2 separate regions of the Homo sapiens genome follow, and region 2 is linked to region 1. A link is an interaction called in ENCODE POLR2A ChIA-PET data of the cell type or tissue named here. Cell type or tissue: endothelial cell of umbilical vein. All regions are shown on one strand.

What was found. Peaks named below come from ENCODE experiments on the same cell type or tissue, not always from the same donor. Only the 100,000 strongest peaks of a DNase experiment are listed, where the experiment ranks them.
Region 2: POLR2A ChIA-PET joins it to region 1 with 11 read pairs; 2 of 35 experiments call an interaction of 5 or more read pairs at or near these places.

What each region holds. Positions count from the first base shown.
Region 1 is chr11:104,733,258-104,741,257 of GRCh38, reverse strand. No RefSeq gene overlaps it. Among named protein-coding and RNA genes, the nearest start is that of LINC02552, 130 kb to the right of the region's middle. In endothelial cell of umbilical vein, no CTCF peak of the experiment used is centred here; a DNase peak (open chromatin) is centred at 4,537.
Region 2 is chr11:105,216,617-105,224,616 of GRCh38, reverse strand. All of the region lies in intron 4 of LOC105369468 (a long non-coding RNA gene), which reads left to right. Among named protein-coding and RNA genes, the nearest start is that of CARD18, 81 kb to the right of the region's middle. In endothelial cell of umbilical vein, no CTCF peak of the experiment used is centred here; no DNase peak of the experiment used is centred here.

The DNA of each region.
Region 1 (8,000 bases):
CCACTTCATATTTCATTAAATGTACAAAGGTCAACTCCTAACACATCTCCACTATCACTGAAGCCTCCCTTGCATCTCCACTGTCTGTTTGGAGACAGAAACCCACCACAAAAAAACAGTCCCTTAATCCACCTTTTGCCCTTCATATCTCTACCTGCATTTCCAAAGCAGGCTTGTTTTTCTTGTGTGGCACCAACACATACCTCTGCCTCCCAACTAATCGGACAGGCACCTGTACTCTGGCCTACCTTTCTCTAGCCATTAGAATACCTCCCCCTAACCAATCCTTGCCAGTGCCTTCCGTTCAACATGTCAAACAGAAAAGGGCAATCTAAATCATTCCCTTATTGGCTGTGCTGGGCATCAGCTTAGGAGCTGGGGAATGAGACATTTCACTCTCATATTTTGAGGCTCTCTCCACAGACCTACAAGAATCCCTGGAAAATACAGCGAAAGGCTTTGTAAAAATTCAAGACCAGCTAGACTCCCCAACTAGAGTAGTCCTCCAAAACCAGAGAAGACTCGGCCTCCTTACAGCAGAGAAGGGAGGTCTCTGCTTCTCTCTAGGGGAAGAATGCTGCTTTTATCTCAACCAGTCAGGCTTGATAAGGGATGCAGCCTCAAAACTGAATGAAAAAAACTCAAAGAATTAGGGAGCAACAAAAAAACCAAATTAGTTCCTGGTTAAATGGTAAATTATTAACCCGAATTCTCCCCTTCATAGGCCTTCTAATAATAATCGGCCTGGAATTATTGTTTTACCATGTTTAGTAACCCTCTCCCAAAAGTTCCTTACCAACAGGATCACAGCCATCTCACAAGCCGCCACCCAGGAACACCTGAAAACGGTGGAGGAACACCTGAAAACTCCTCCAGTCAATCCGGAACCAACAATCTCACAGCCCCCTTTCAGCAGGAAGTACCCATAAAAGCATGCTGGCCCATCTCCTTATCTAACCACAGAGTCCAGATTGATAGGACAAGAGTACCGTCATCTTTGTAACACCCCACCATCTTAAGCCACCTGGCCAAAACTGCAAATGTCAGCCCTGCCCATAGCTTCAACAGAGCATAATGGCGCTAACCATAACAAACCAGCCAGCACTTTCCCAACCCCTTACTAATAAAATTTTGCTTCAAAGCACACTTCTCCACCAGGCCCTTTAAAAAAGCCTCAGGCAGTAAGAGAATTTTGCTCCTGACCCTGCTGGCCAAAAGCCCTTCTCAGATTTACTCTCAATAAACCTGTCTCAACTGTTAAGCCATCTTCTGCCTGTTCTTTCCTTAATCTTTCTATCCAAACAATATCTATCAATTTTATACTTTCTCTCAAGTTGCACTTGAATCTAGAACACTCTTCACCCTCCCTTCCCAACAGTGCTGCTTTTTTCTTGACTGACAATATCTTGACAATATCTCTTCATTTCTCAGACATACAGTGGTTCCAGTCTGGGTGATAACTATATACTAAGTCTAGTAGTTTTGGAACCTTGATTATTATTATGTGTCTTAAAGAGAACTTTCATTTCCCTTCTTTCTGTCTGCTGAGTGGCATATTCATTTATTTACTGTAGCTATTTCTTGGCCTCTCTATGCTGTGAGTTAGTATTTGAAGCTGTGATTTCCCATAACCTAAGGCATCTCAACAATGCCATGTTAATATTATCCTACTTGTTCCAGGTATCTCCCCAAAGCCATGTTGCTGTAACTTTGTCTTCCATTTTACTACTAATTAAGGTGAGATAACTATGCTGCCTTCCTCTAGTCATAGCAGATGATTTCAAAACTAATTGAATTTAATCCTGTCATTTCCGCACATTCAAAGAGAATGGTACATTGACTACTTTCCACTCCATTTTGTTGTTTTGAACCAGTTATTATGATGAAAAGGGCTTTCCCAAATGTTCCCTAATTTGGTTTTCCAGAAGCCAAAACATGCATGCTAACCTGATTTTTTTTTTCTCATTAGCTACCTGCAGATACCTAAAAACAGTAAGAACACGTAATGTTCACAGGATAAATTCTGAAACCCTTTGACTGTCGGTACATACCCTCCTCAACCGTGTGCTCAGGATTCACTTCTATCATTATGTCTCATTTCTTCCAAGTGTGACCACTTTGTTCCACCAGGCTTTATCTCCTGCTCACACACATGCCTTGCCTACATTGTTCTGCCACCTCTACTCCTATTAGAAATGCATAGTTCTCATACAACCCAAGCCACTATTTGAGGTACAACTCACATGCCATCACTGCCCTGAAGCCACCCTGCTCTTACTGAATAATAACCCAATTCACTCACACATAATGTATCTTACTGTCAGATTTTATCTCTGTGTTGACTTCCTTGTAGTTTTAGGCTATTGCCTTCCCTTTATCTATCAGTTTATCTATCAGTATGAAGATATAAACTAAGCACTGATACATGTTGTGTTCTAATTATTTGTAGGGACAATGGCTCTAAAATAAAGCCTGCCACCAAATTGCATAGCTGAGGATTACTGCACAAATTTTGCAGCTGTGTATTAATCCATGGCAAAAATCCATGGAGAACTAATCATCGAGAGCTAGAGATTATGTCTATGTTAAGCTCTCAATCATCACTCTTGCTTATACCTCTTGAAACACAAATGGATCTCTCTGCCTAAAAAAAGGAAGTAAATTATGTATTAGAAAATAAATATATTTTTCTGCAATAAATCCATGTGAGAACCCCATGCATCTCTAAAGTACTTTTTACTTTCTCGATTGATTTCAAACAAGCAAGCAAACATGTCAAGCCTCGTTTCCTAGGGTGCCATTCATCAGAAATTCAGGGGTTTGGAGGTCAGAGATAGAGAGAGAGCCGTTGTCACGGAATTAGTTCTTCTGCCAGCAACCTGAGAATAAGAGTATCATTGAGTTTGACCCTGATGCCCCCTTGGGGATTGAAAAAGGAAATTGTCTATAACATAAAAGACTATTCAGTATATGCCTAATACTGGGAATATGGCATTTCTAAACTCTGGTGACTTATAAAATGTTGAGCAGAATATTGGAACTATCTAGTTAACTAAACAAACTCATAAATCCATAAGATTAAATATTTTCATGGGATATACATGGAGGGTGAGGAGCAAAGAGGCTCAAACAGGGTAGGTACTTGGGGATTAATTAGACTATATTTTTTTTAAGTTTGGCTGCATGCCTGTCAATATGTGGCAAGAATGTAGTTGCTGTTCTTTGGGCTACCTCAAACATCAAATAAAAACTAAAATGTTGAGTTCAAAAACTATATGGTATCAAAAAGCTAGTTTCACAAAGATAATAAACATCCAGAATTCTTTTTAATATTGTAGTAATTTATTTTTATAATACTTTCAGTTTAAACATTATCAATGAAATTGTATCAATTAGGACTCATTTATTGGTGAATCCAGAAAACTAAAACCAAACTCGATTTCAGGACCAAGGGATATGCTAACTTCTGATGTGGTCAATCAGGGGCTTTATCAAAATAACTCAGTTGTCCTCCCTCTCTCCCATCATCTTTCCCCCATTTTTTGTTTTATTATTAATAAGGGTCTCTTCTCTTTGTCACAAGCAGATCTTTGCTGCTCCAGAACTGCATTCTCACTGCTCCACATCCAACTTGTTCATTCTGATTGGCTTAACGTAGGTAATGTACCTATCTTTGAACCAACCACTGTGGTCTGACAGAAGAATGTACAGCTGGTGTGATCCTTAATTCACATCTGCTCTGGAGATGACTTATATTTGACATCATTCTATATACATGGGTTATATGAATGAGACCCAAACCAAAAACTAAGTTCTACTACCAGAAGAACCTTATTTTCTAAGTGGAAAATAAATAAACGCTCTAAGAAAATATCAAATTATTTATTCTAAATAAACATTATTTCTTATAAAAATTTCTCTCCGAAACACTCTACAGCACAACAGTTCCTCCAAATAGATAAATACATATCTAGAGAGAACAATGCCAGCTAGAGTAAGCCTGAACTATGATCCCTAAAAATGTGATACATTTAAAGGTTAATTTAAAAAATTAAAAATAAAAAAAAAACTGGAAGCATCCTTGTCTTTTGCTAAAATCGACATACCTTCATTAATTCATACCAGAGCTTGCTTTAATAATTATGAAAAATCATTGAAGTAAGATAACAATATATAAACAAACATGTTTATATATCATTCATTAGAATAATAGATTGAGCACTGAAAACTATCAAATAAAACCCTTTCCATGTAGGCTTGACTAAGCAGAATGTATTTAAAATTTAATGAAAAAAATAAAAACAGCTTCCAATAATCTAACAAATTTTTCCTGGCTAACTGCAGCCAATGTTGCTGCAGTCCAGGAGCCACATTATCTAGTCTGTACATTGTTGACCTCATTCCCTAAATTATTTCAACCAATATAACATTAATAACTGCAAAGGTGACTTAATATCCTTAAAGGAAGAGAAGTGTTTGGGTATATGAGAAAGAGGATATTAAACAGATAAAGAGCAGAGAAACAGGAAGTAAAGTTGTTTGTAATCGACAGCTGTAATATAACATATCATTAACACATTCTGCACACCCCATACGTCATTAGCTGAAACTTGAAACTAAATTATCCCACAGATTTGCTGAAGACTTGTCATTTCTTAGTGCTAGCTAACCATAATTAAATTATAACTTTGGAAATTATTATAAAGCTTTTAGACATAAAGACAGGCATGGAGGATAATACAAGGAACAATAATGTACCCTCAGCCAGGGAAATAAAGTTTGAGCCCCTGTATATCCCTTCTCATATCCTTCTGACTATGTCTTCCTTACTTATTAAAAACAACAACAACAACAAAAACAACAACAACAACAACAAAAACAGGCTCAGCGCGGTGGCTCACGCCTGTAATCCCAGCACTTTGGGAAGCCGAGGCAGGCGGATCAACTGAGGTTAGGAGTTTGAGACATGCCTGGACAACATGGTGAAACCCCGTCTCTACTAAAAATATGAAAATTAGCCAGCCATAGTGGCAGGCGCCTGCAATCCCAGCTACTCTGGAGGCTGAGACAAGAGAATCACTTGAACCTGGGAGTGGAGGTTGCAGTGAGTCAAAATCGTGCCATTGCACTCCAGCCTGGTTGACGAGAGTGAAACTCCATCTCACACAAACAAACAAAAAACCAAAATAAAAAAAAACCCAAAAACCTTCTAACTCAGCTAGAAAATAATTGAAAAGAAAATAAATTATTCAAATGAATTATTTCAAATATTGGGTTTACTGTGATGATAGTCACTTCAGCCTCTCACATACACATACATAAACATGAAAGAAAGGAAAAATTCAGGGTCATTTTATTTATATTTCCTTAGCATAGTCTCTTCCCCCAATCACGTTTGTCAATTTGTGATAGCTATGACACTTATTAAGCAACTTACTGATTTCTATCTTTTAATCTTTACAACATCTCCATGAGGTAGACATTATTATAACCATTTGAAAGATAAGGAAAATTAAGAATCAGCCAATGTAACTACCACAAGCTGTATAGAAACAAAATGGTGAAGCTGAGATTTGACCTTGGTTCAGTTGCCCCAGACCAAAGCTTTAAACCATATAATTTCTTTTTGTGTGTTTGTTTCTCTATCACAGGTTATTACTTTTAATATTTCACATAAGCTTTTAACGTCACTAAGCATTTCATCTCCACTCTTCTTTCAAGATAACTTGTTTTAGGTATTCATTGTGACATCAGCTATCACTCTTATTGTTATCCTGTTAAAAAACATGTCTTTTATTCTCTAGCTGCCTTCACAACTTAAAAAATATATTTGGTTTTCAGTAATTTAACTATGATGTACTTATATGTGATTTTATATACCTGGACACTGACACCCAGAAAAATAAAAATTTGCCTCATACCAAGCCAGTCTTTCTCAGAGTCAGGATTTAATCTCTGGTCTGGCCTTCTTTCCTGTGTTCCACACAAACTTTGGACATCAGAGAATACTTCCTCTGCCTCCTTCCTTCATCTGTTCTTATTCTGAAAAAAATATTCTTAGCAACAGACAACTTAGGCAATTGTTTTTCTGTCATTACTGACAATCAGCAAAAAGCAGTTTCTGTGTTGAGAGCTTTCTAGGACTGATGACTTAGTTTCCTCAATAACAACAACAAAATGACAGGAAAAACAGAGAGAAAGGAAAAGGGAAGTGTAACTAGCAAGTGAAAAAAAGACAAGCAACATTTCAACCAGTGGGAATATATAGACTTCATTTGAATTTTCAAATATTTTTGAATGCATATTGAATATATTGAATATATCATATACTTATATAATGGCAAATATATGTCATGTATTTATTATACATAAATATATAACTATATATATGATAACCTGGGAAATGTGAAGTGACTAGACATTTAGTTAAAAAAGAAATTAATTGAAGCAGCATGTGAATACTATTGTGATATATATATATATATATATATATATATATATATATATATATATATATATATGGTCTCACTCTGTTGCCCAGGCTGGAGTTGAATGGTGTGATCTCGTCTCACTGCAACCTCCACCTCAGGGGTTCAAGTGATTCTCCTGCCTCAGCCTCCCAAGTAACTGGGATTACAGGCATGCGCCACCACACCCAGCTAATTTTTGTATTTTTAGTAGAGATGGGGTTTCGCCATGTTGGCCAGGCTGGTCTCAAACTCCTGACCTCAAGTGATCCACCCACCTCAGCCTCCCAAAGTGTTGGGATTACAGGCATGAGTCACCACACCTGGCCTACTGTGTTGTACTTATTAAGAACCATTATATTTTACAGTTACACACTCAAATATTTATTTCTAAATTTTTTGATGTCTGGAACTCATTTCTTTTTTTTGTTTGTTTGTTTTTTAAGAGATGGGGGTCTCGCTCTGTCACCGAGGCTGGAGTGCAGTGACACAATCATAGCTCACCGTAGCCTTGAACTCCTGTGCTCAAGTGCTCCTCTTGCCTTAGCTTCCTCAGTAGCTAGGAACACAGGTGCAAACCACCATGCCTGGCTAGCTTTTATTTTTAATTTTTTGTAGAAATGGGGTCTCGCTATGTTGCTCAGGCTCTCACTTTTAAATAATCAAGTGAAAAGGGGTGTGAGTGGAGTTATGGATCAAAAAGAAAAGGATTTGTCATTATTTAGTAACTCTTGAGGCTATAATGGGTTCATGGAGGATCATTATGCAGTCTTGTCTTCTTATATTTATATCTGGAGTTTCTATTAAACAAGATTTTAAGTCTTTCTTAAGCCTATCAAGTTTTCCACTATACACACTAGAGTTCTAACCTAGGCTCAGACTTACTCCATATATCCTTATTTAAATAATATTTTATATGCTGCCATAGGGAAGAACATGGAAATTAATCTGTTCTTTACTGCTCAGTAACATTTGGGAGAAGAAATAAAGTAATACTGAACTAAAATAATGTACATCAACATTTCAGATTCATAAAGATGCATGTTTCTTCCATAATTATATAGTTAACAAAAAATTGCTAACTTTGAAATTACATTTTGAGTGTTTTGTCACTGTTTTGCTTTAATTTTTAGCTTCAGTTAATTTGTAAAATTTTGAGAACCTTAATATATAAAATGTTTAGTAATTTAGTGTCTAGTAATTTGTTTTTCACATCATTAAGATGAAGAATATTTGGGGACACAACTGCTCTAACCGATGGTTTCCAAAAAATATGAGAAATGTAACCATAGCTATTGCTAGTTGAAAAACGGAAGGCTTGGTACATTCTAATAAAAATGACATTAAGGTCAGACATTCTATTCATCTGTGCGTATTCTGAACATTCTTCTTTTATTCTAGTAAGTATGCAAAATGAGGTGTGACTTTGCAAAGCTTTCCTTTTTGCCATCTCCCATCAAAAGAACAAAAGACTATGTGGGGAAGAAATTCCAGCTCACTTTCATGCAGCCAGCTTATTAGTAGACCATGTTG
Region 2 (8,000 bases), 480 kb before region 1:
ATTTGTCCTGCCTTGAATTGAAGACCGTGCCTAGGCTGCTTCTGGCCAGTACCTACTGCTGCAAGAATACTAAGGCAGACTCACTCTGGGGAAAGCAGGGGCCCTTTGAGTGCCAACCATTGGCTTTGTCAAACCTTTCTTGGAAGATCTGGCAGGCTGGGAAGATTTTGAAAACACCTGCCCAGGCTTTCTCTCTTTCTCCTTCAGTCATGGAGATGCAGTTCTTTTTGCACCCTGGTCTGATAGCTCACCCAGTCTTCCTGAATTCCTGACAATTTTGTCATCCAGACAATTTTCCTAATATGGTCCATGCATTTTTAATTCCTTCTTGTTGTCTGCTGCTTGGAAGACATACTAACACCCTTCTTTGCAGTTTGAATAAACTATGATGAACATAGTTTCTCTATTTGCTAATGACACTTGTTGTATATTCTCATAATACAATTAGATTGCATAGGTTCATTGATTCAGAATCTACACAATAATTTTTTAATAATAATATCACTTTATTGAGTGTTTATGATGGATCAGGTAGTGGGTAAGCCCTTTACATCTATTATTATAATTAGTTCTGTGCTGGTGAACAGCCTTTAAAAACAAAAAAAAAAATGTATTTTAGCCAATTTATGTGGTTGTAAACACTCCCACCACAGCCAATTTCAAGCTATTAACAGGATTAACAACAAGCTGGTGAAATGTTTGATAAGTTAGTAGCTGGCTCCTGAAGGTTTGTAGGAGCCTACCTCAACACACAAGACACACTGTAGTCCTTTTTATCAGTTTTGAGGTAGGGTTTAATCCTAGTTTTACTGTTGAAGACCCACAAAAAATATTACAGAAGTTAGGCAATTTGTCCAAATCACAGGCTTGAGATTTGCATCCAAATCTGAAGGACTATTAATTGAACTACTTCCTAGGTGTCTCAAAGACTCTCTGAATCCCAAATCATAGCTAATTTAAGCCAAATAAAAGGAGAGAGAAGGGCTTAGTGAAAAAAAACTCAGATATGTCTCATAGAGCTCAAGATCAGGCAGCTACACTTCAGAGACTTATGAAGCCACCTGGATTCTCCTCATTGCTTCCTGGCTCCTTCTGTTCCACTCAATTTATCTTTATGAGACTACCATCATGACCTGTTTCTGTGTTTCATGTGGCAGGTAGAAAGAGGCTCCTGAGCTTATGAGCTCATGTTTTACGTATAAAATAACTCAGAGAAAATTTCTTTCTTTCTACTCTTAAGTTTAGAAGTCCTAGGAAGGTATTCTTACTGGCCCAGTTTAGGTCAGATTTCCACCACGGTTCTATCAACTGCATTTTCCCTGTGGGTATGGTGAGAATTAAAAGAGGAAAGGTTGTAACCTGAACAGGTGCCCCAAATGGAGTCCACAGCATTGTTTTACATGACAAAAAATATTGTTACATTTGTAATATAGTAATGTGTGTATGTATGTATATGTATATATATATATACATATATTTAAATAGTACGTTATCTCTTTTTCAGTACAAGTACTTAGGCACAATAATCTCTCTGAGTTACTCATTTTTAATTTTTCACTCTTATATTACCCCTAGGTTTTATGAGTCTTATACATTTTTATTTCGTTAGTATATTATTTTTCTTAAGAGATGGGTTCTTACTCTCTTGTCCAGGCTGGAGGGCAGTGGTGTGATCATAGCTCACTGTGACCTTGAATTCCTGGGCTCAAGCGATCCTCCCACCTCAACCTCCCAAGTCCTAGTATTATGGTTGTGTGCCATCATGCCAGGCTAAATTTTGAGTCTTGATAAAGTCAAAATCACAATGATTTCTTTACTCCTGACTAAGCCAAGTATCGAGGGTAGATGGGCTCAGACTCTTTGAGTGGCTACCATAGATTTCAAATCCCCTTAAACATGCATATATGTTACACATGCATTTACTTAAAAGCTTATCTTTATACCAGCCGTCATTCGCATGTTACAAACCAATAACTTGCTACGTATCAAACAAAAACCCATTTTTCTTCCTTATTTACTGCCCAGGAATGGGAAAGATAGATAACTGATCTCCTCAGCCAGCCACATATATTTAATACTAAGTAAAATAAATGGTGTTTATTACACTGAGAATGGGGGAGGTTAATGTATATTTTAAAAGAGCATAATACAACTTTATAACAAAGATATGATATGATTTATCCACAGGAAGGATACAAATAAACAGAAACAAGCTGAACAGGTTCTTAAGCTTTAATATAATGGACAGCACCATTTAATAAAATATGTCAGGATTTTTAAGAATCAGAGAAAGTCGTTGTGGAGTTCAAATGCAAAACACAATCTTGTAAAAAGTCTTCTTTTTCAGAATATTTTTGGCTAAATATAAGAGACTAGCTCTCCCAGATATTTAAATAAATAATAAAGCTACAATAATAAAAGCAGCAGGCTATCAACCAGTAATAGGTTAATACCCAATGAAACAGAATAGATAATACAGAAATAGAATCATATAGAGATTGAGCATATGATAAAACTGGCACTTAACCTCTATGGGGAAAAGACAGATTATTCAATAAATCATTTCGTGACAATTAGCCATTTCAGAGGAAAAATAATACTGAATCTCTATTTTTGTTCAAAGATAAAAATAGACTCCAGATGAAAAAATACTGGCAAAACAAGAGGCCAAAAACTACTAGACAAAAACAAGAGTAATTTACATTTTTGATAGTTTTTAAAGGGGCAAAATAATTTTTTAAAACAGGAAACAAAGTCCAGAAGCTTAGAAACATGGCTTAAATATATTTTAAAAAACTCCCTTTTACAAAAAAAAAAATCTACAATAAAATTAAAAGATAAGAAAAGAGGTTAAGATTGTTTCTTTTGATTCCTAAATTGCAAGTATTCCCAAGGTGATGCTGTGGCAAGTCCACATGGCTTGAGCACATGAGTTGGATACACTGGGTCCTCTATTCTCCAATTTTCACAGTGGTCCACCATGAGCAAGGCTCTTCTGTTTGTGGAAGACCTGATATCAGGGAGCATCTCAGACACTTGAGCTGATAACTAGTAAACTGCAACTTCTCACCTGGAATGGGGACTGTCTTACATTGTCTAATTTTTGCAGGGATTTCCAATAGCCCTTGACCTCAGGGCTCCCTCTCTTAAAATATTTTGCTGCTGTTGTAGTAAATTTTTTACTTTAGGTGAATTTCTTTTCTGGAACTCTCTCATAACCCTCCCTATCCTCCCATCAACATGTGCTTTAGTTGTTAGTGGTTTTTTTTTTTTTTATTATTTCAAAATCTTGGTTATTCATGGAAGTGAACTATGAAATAATTCTGAAATGAGCCTATACTTTATAATTATCATACCCAATAAGCAGTATTCATACTAATAAACAATATATTCACAGGTATTTCAAACTGAAATGGAAATTATAATAACTGTGAGCAGATCAGGAAGCCAGGGACTCCAGTGGGGGAGTTGACAATGTACTGCTAAATCCTCTCTGCCATACAAAAGACCAGTTTGAGCAATCTTTCTTACCTTCATTCTCTCTTCCATAAATGAATATAATAGTAGTGCCTTCAAATTTAATTTGTTTTTATGAGCACTAAATAAGATAATATATGTTTGACAACCTACTACAGTGTTTAGCATCTAATTTCTGAAAAATTACTAGGCTTTTTTCCATTAGGTACATTTTTCAAGCAAAATTACCCAATCAATCACTAAAAATATATTAGTGTAAAGTATTAACATCTATGAAAGGGTGCTATGGTGAGATCCATTGTATAAAAAAATACTTTACAAATTCCTTGCCACCACACAGCTGGGTGAAAGTCTTCTGCTAAACTCAAAGGATATTTTTAATTTAATCATCAACATTTTTACCAAATAGATTACCTTTTCTTAGAAGGATCTGAAAACAATGGCACTTCTAAATTGATAAAGTCTCAATATATTACACCCCAGCATAATTTATCATAAAATAATAATGATTTTTTGCCTTGCCATCGTTAGTTTTATTTAATTAAAAATGATTTGATTCATACTCCTCCAGGGTAAATAATCATTAATTTGCATGGCTGTTGACTAATTTCTAAACACAGGATTGTCCGTTTCAGTATGCACCATTGTGTAGATAACTAAAGACAACTTCTCTGCTAGAGACATTCAGCTTCGCTAGTTCGATTCAGGAAAAGGAGTTAGAAGCATAGCGACAATACATGCAGTCACACTGTCCTTGTGCCCCTCATTTCTCACTTCTCTCTTTTGTCATGCACTTCCTCACTTTCTCAATCTTCATGAATCAGCCTGTGAGCCAGGAAATTCTTTTTTTTTTTTTTTTTTTTTAACATTTATACCACAGAGATGGCATAGGGAATTCCATGATATGGCCACATTCTTTGTCCTTTCCCCCAAAAGCAACAACATAGTCTTGAGAGATCTTTCTGAGGTAGAGAATCATACGTTTTTGCTGACATCTGACATTGAAGTGTAATTCTTAGCTGAAAAATTCTAGCAAAAATGGTGTCTGTGAGGTAAATTTTAGGCTAATTTCAGCCATCCCTTGTTCACCCAGTTGGCTTCTTCCTGAAAGCATGCCTTTTAAATATGCCATGTCCCACTTCTCTCTCTCTCTCTCTTTTTGTTGTTGTGTTTTTTATTTTTGTTTTTTGTTTTTTTGTGAGACAGAGTCTCACCCTGTCGCCCAGGCTGGAGTGGATTGGCCCACGGCTCGCCGCAACCTCTGCCTCATGGGTTCAAAGAATTCTCCTACCTCAGCCTCCTCAGTAGCTGGAATTATAGGCACTCACCACCACGTCCAGCTAATGTCTGTATTTATAGTGGAGACGGAGTTTCACCATGCTGGCCAGGCTGACTCAAACTCTTGACCTCAAGTGCTAAGATTACAGGCGAGAGCCACCATGCCTGGCCCCCCACTTCTCTTTATAACCTGACATGGTTTGGACCTGTGTCCCCATCTAAATCTCATGCTGAATTGCAATCCCCAATGTTGGAAGTGGGGCCTGGTGGGAGGCGATAGGATCATAGGGACGGTTTATCACAAATGGTTTAGTGCCATCCTCTTGGTATTTTCCTCGCAATAGTGAGTGCGTTCTAGCGCAATCTGGTGGTTTAAAAGTGTGTAGCACCACCCCCTCCCTCTTTCTTGCCCCTGCTCTGGCCATGTGACGTGCTGGCTCCCCCTTTGCCTTCTGCCGTGATTGTAAGTTTCCTGAGGCCTCCCCAGAAGTCGAGCAGACGCCAGCATCATACACTCTGTACAGGCTGTGGAACCATGAGTCAATTAAATCTCTTTTCTTTATAAATTACCCCGTCTCAGGTGTTTCTTTATAGCAATGCAAGAACAGACTAATGCATAATCTTATACTATGAACATTGTAGTCAATATATTCCCTTATCAGGGTTGTTTACATAAATTATGAGCTCAATGAAAGATAAAAATGTGAGGCCTTTTATTCAAAGATTATGGGAAAAAAGTGTAGATATAAGGCATTAAAATATAAAGTTTTTTGCTGTCTTCTATAGTCTCTCTCTTGCCTTGATATGTCTTTGTTTAATTTGCCACTTAATGTTTTTCTAAGTAATAAAAAATTTTAAATTATTAGCATAAATTTTAACGCTCACCTATATTATTCAATACCATTTTAAAAACCAAATAAGCTGGTTTTAAAATACCAGATTTAAAAACATCTAATTCTTAACCATTGAAATGACACAATTTGTATTTGGTAGCTCATACATTTCTCTCTTGAAAGAACAGTGAAAATACTACAGCAGAAAACTGCTCATATGTTTTTATTTCATTTCTTCATAGGCACGTATTCTACCAACACTCTCTAACTTCAGCTTACTGATAAGTCAAGAAAGACAGGCAAAAAGGAAAATAAACTATCAGTTGCTCTATCTTTTCCTTTTTTACCTTACTTTTATTTTCAGCATTAATAATTTTCTGATATAAATAAGTAATATGATGAAGAAAGTGTTTGATATGGATCCTTGGTTGAATCCTGCCATTGCCTTAAGTTTGAAGCAAGTTCTGGTTCCTAGTAAATTGTGGCCTCTGGGGGCTTCAGAGCCCCCTTTGATGGAATATGTTTAACTTTTACTCCTTTTGATTGTTGTTGAACTCCCACAAAGTGTGGGTCCATTGAATTCTGTGTTCATGGGGCCAATGCTCTATGAACACACTTTAGTCATATGCATTCTTCATTGTCCCATCAGATTTCACTTACAAAACACAAGTTAAAAGATAAAATTGTTAAGAATTTTGAGATGCTGCCAACAGAACATTAAAGCAAGCATGGGGTCCTTCTGAATGCAGCATGCTGTGTGACTGCAGAGGTCTCTCACCCATGAAACCAGTCTTCATGACTTAGCTTCAATGTTAAAACCCTATGAATTCCCGAGTTACTCTCTATTCTTATTTCCATATAAATGAAAACATAAGAGCAGGTAACATTATATTGTAGCTAATAGTTGCTTATTTGGGGCTTCATTCCTGAATTATATTGTTAACTACTTCATCTTTATATCCTAGTCTGGGCATCATAGAAATTATTTAGCTCATTGTAGATGCTTAAAATATCGAGTGAACACATTACTGTAAGAATAAAAGGATTTTCGAGTTTTAAAAGTAAATAAAACATGATTTAGAGTATATTATTCCTAAGTGTTTTAAAAAGTTTTATTGTGACTTCAAATAGTATCAAGTTAATAGTAAATGTATTTGTGGTGTTATGGACTGCTTCCAGTATGCTGAAAAAGTTGTATGAAGAGGATATCTCATTAAATCATTAGAATGTCTCTGTAAGGAGAAACAAAGCGATCATATATTGATTGTGCACTATGAACCATGTTCTTTTCTAGGCACTTAGCAAGCACTTTTTAATTCAATTTTCCTAAAAGATTTTTAAAAATATGTGAAATGACCCATTTTCCAGATGAAGCTAAAAGTGATTCATAGAAAGTAAACTTGCCCAAGATCACACAGATACTAAGGGTTGACATTTTGACTGTAACTGATTCCAAGTCCAATAGTCATTTTACCAAATTCCAGTGGCTTCACAGTACCTTGTTATCATCGGAATAAACGAGTCAGAAAAGGAAATACTTATCATTAACTCTTATAATATACTTTACTCCTTCCTTTTAATCATTCTTTTTCCTCTTGCATTTAACTTAAAAAATATGGATGTGAACCCCTTTTGTTACATAAAATACTCCTGAGACAATTTGAGAAAGCAAGCCTAGAGTTGCCTGGGCTTGGCCTGGAATGCCTTCTTTTCTCTCTTTCCCTGTTAATTCCTTCCCAGTTCAACTCCTCCCTCTCCATGAAGCTTTTTCAGAAGGGTTATCCTTAGGGCTCCTTTTTATTTTTTTGTCTGACTCATTATAGTTTACCCTGCAATCCAGCAGGTGCATGACACTTGATTAATTTATTTATTCACACACACTTCCTGAATACCTATCATGTGCTAGATATTATTCCTTGTTCTTGGAAGACATCAATGAACAAAAGAGGTAGACATCTCAACCCGCATGAAATTAGATCATATTCAAGAGAGCATTGTGAGCTTTTATTTTCCCCCTTGTTATTTAATTGTTTTGTATGGTGTTTAACATGAGGATCTTTATTTCTGTAGACTTCAAGTTCCTTTGAGTGAGTGAAAATGCTACTTTTATGACATAATGATTTGAATTTTAACACAGCAGTGACCATTTAGTAAATATTTAGTTAATAATTGGACTTTTGTTAACATAAAGTGACCAGATTTTAATTAATTTTAGATATTCACATAATAATAATAGGCAGTAGTAGCTTTTTAGCAGTGAAGCAAATTCAAATTTTAAGCCCTAATATGTGCCGTACACTTTAGATATGTTTTCACTTAATTCTCACTAAAGCCCAATGAAATAATTATTGTTCCCAACTTACAGATCAGGCTTTTGGAGGCTGATTTAGTTGTTTTAGATAACACATTGTG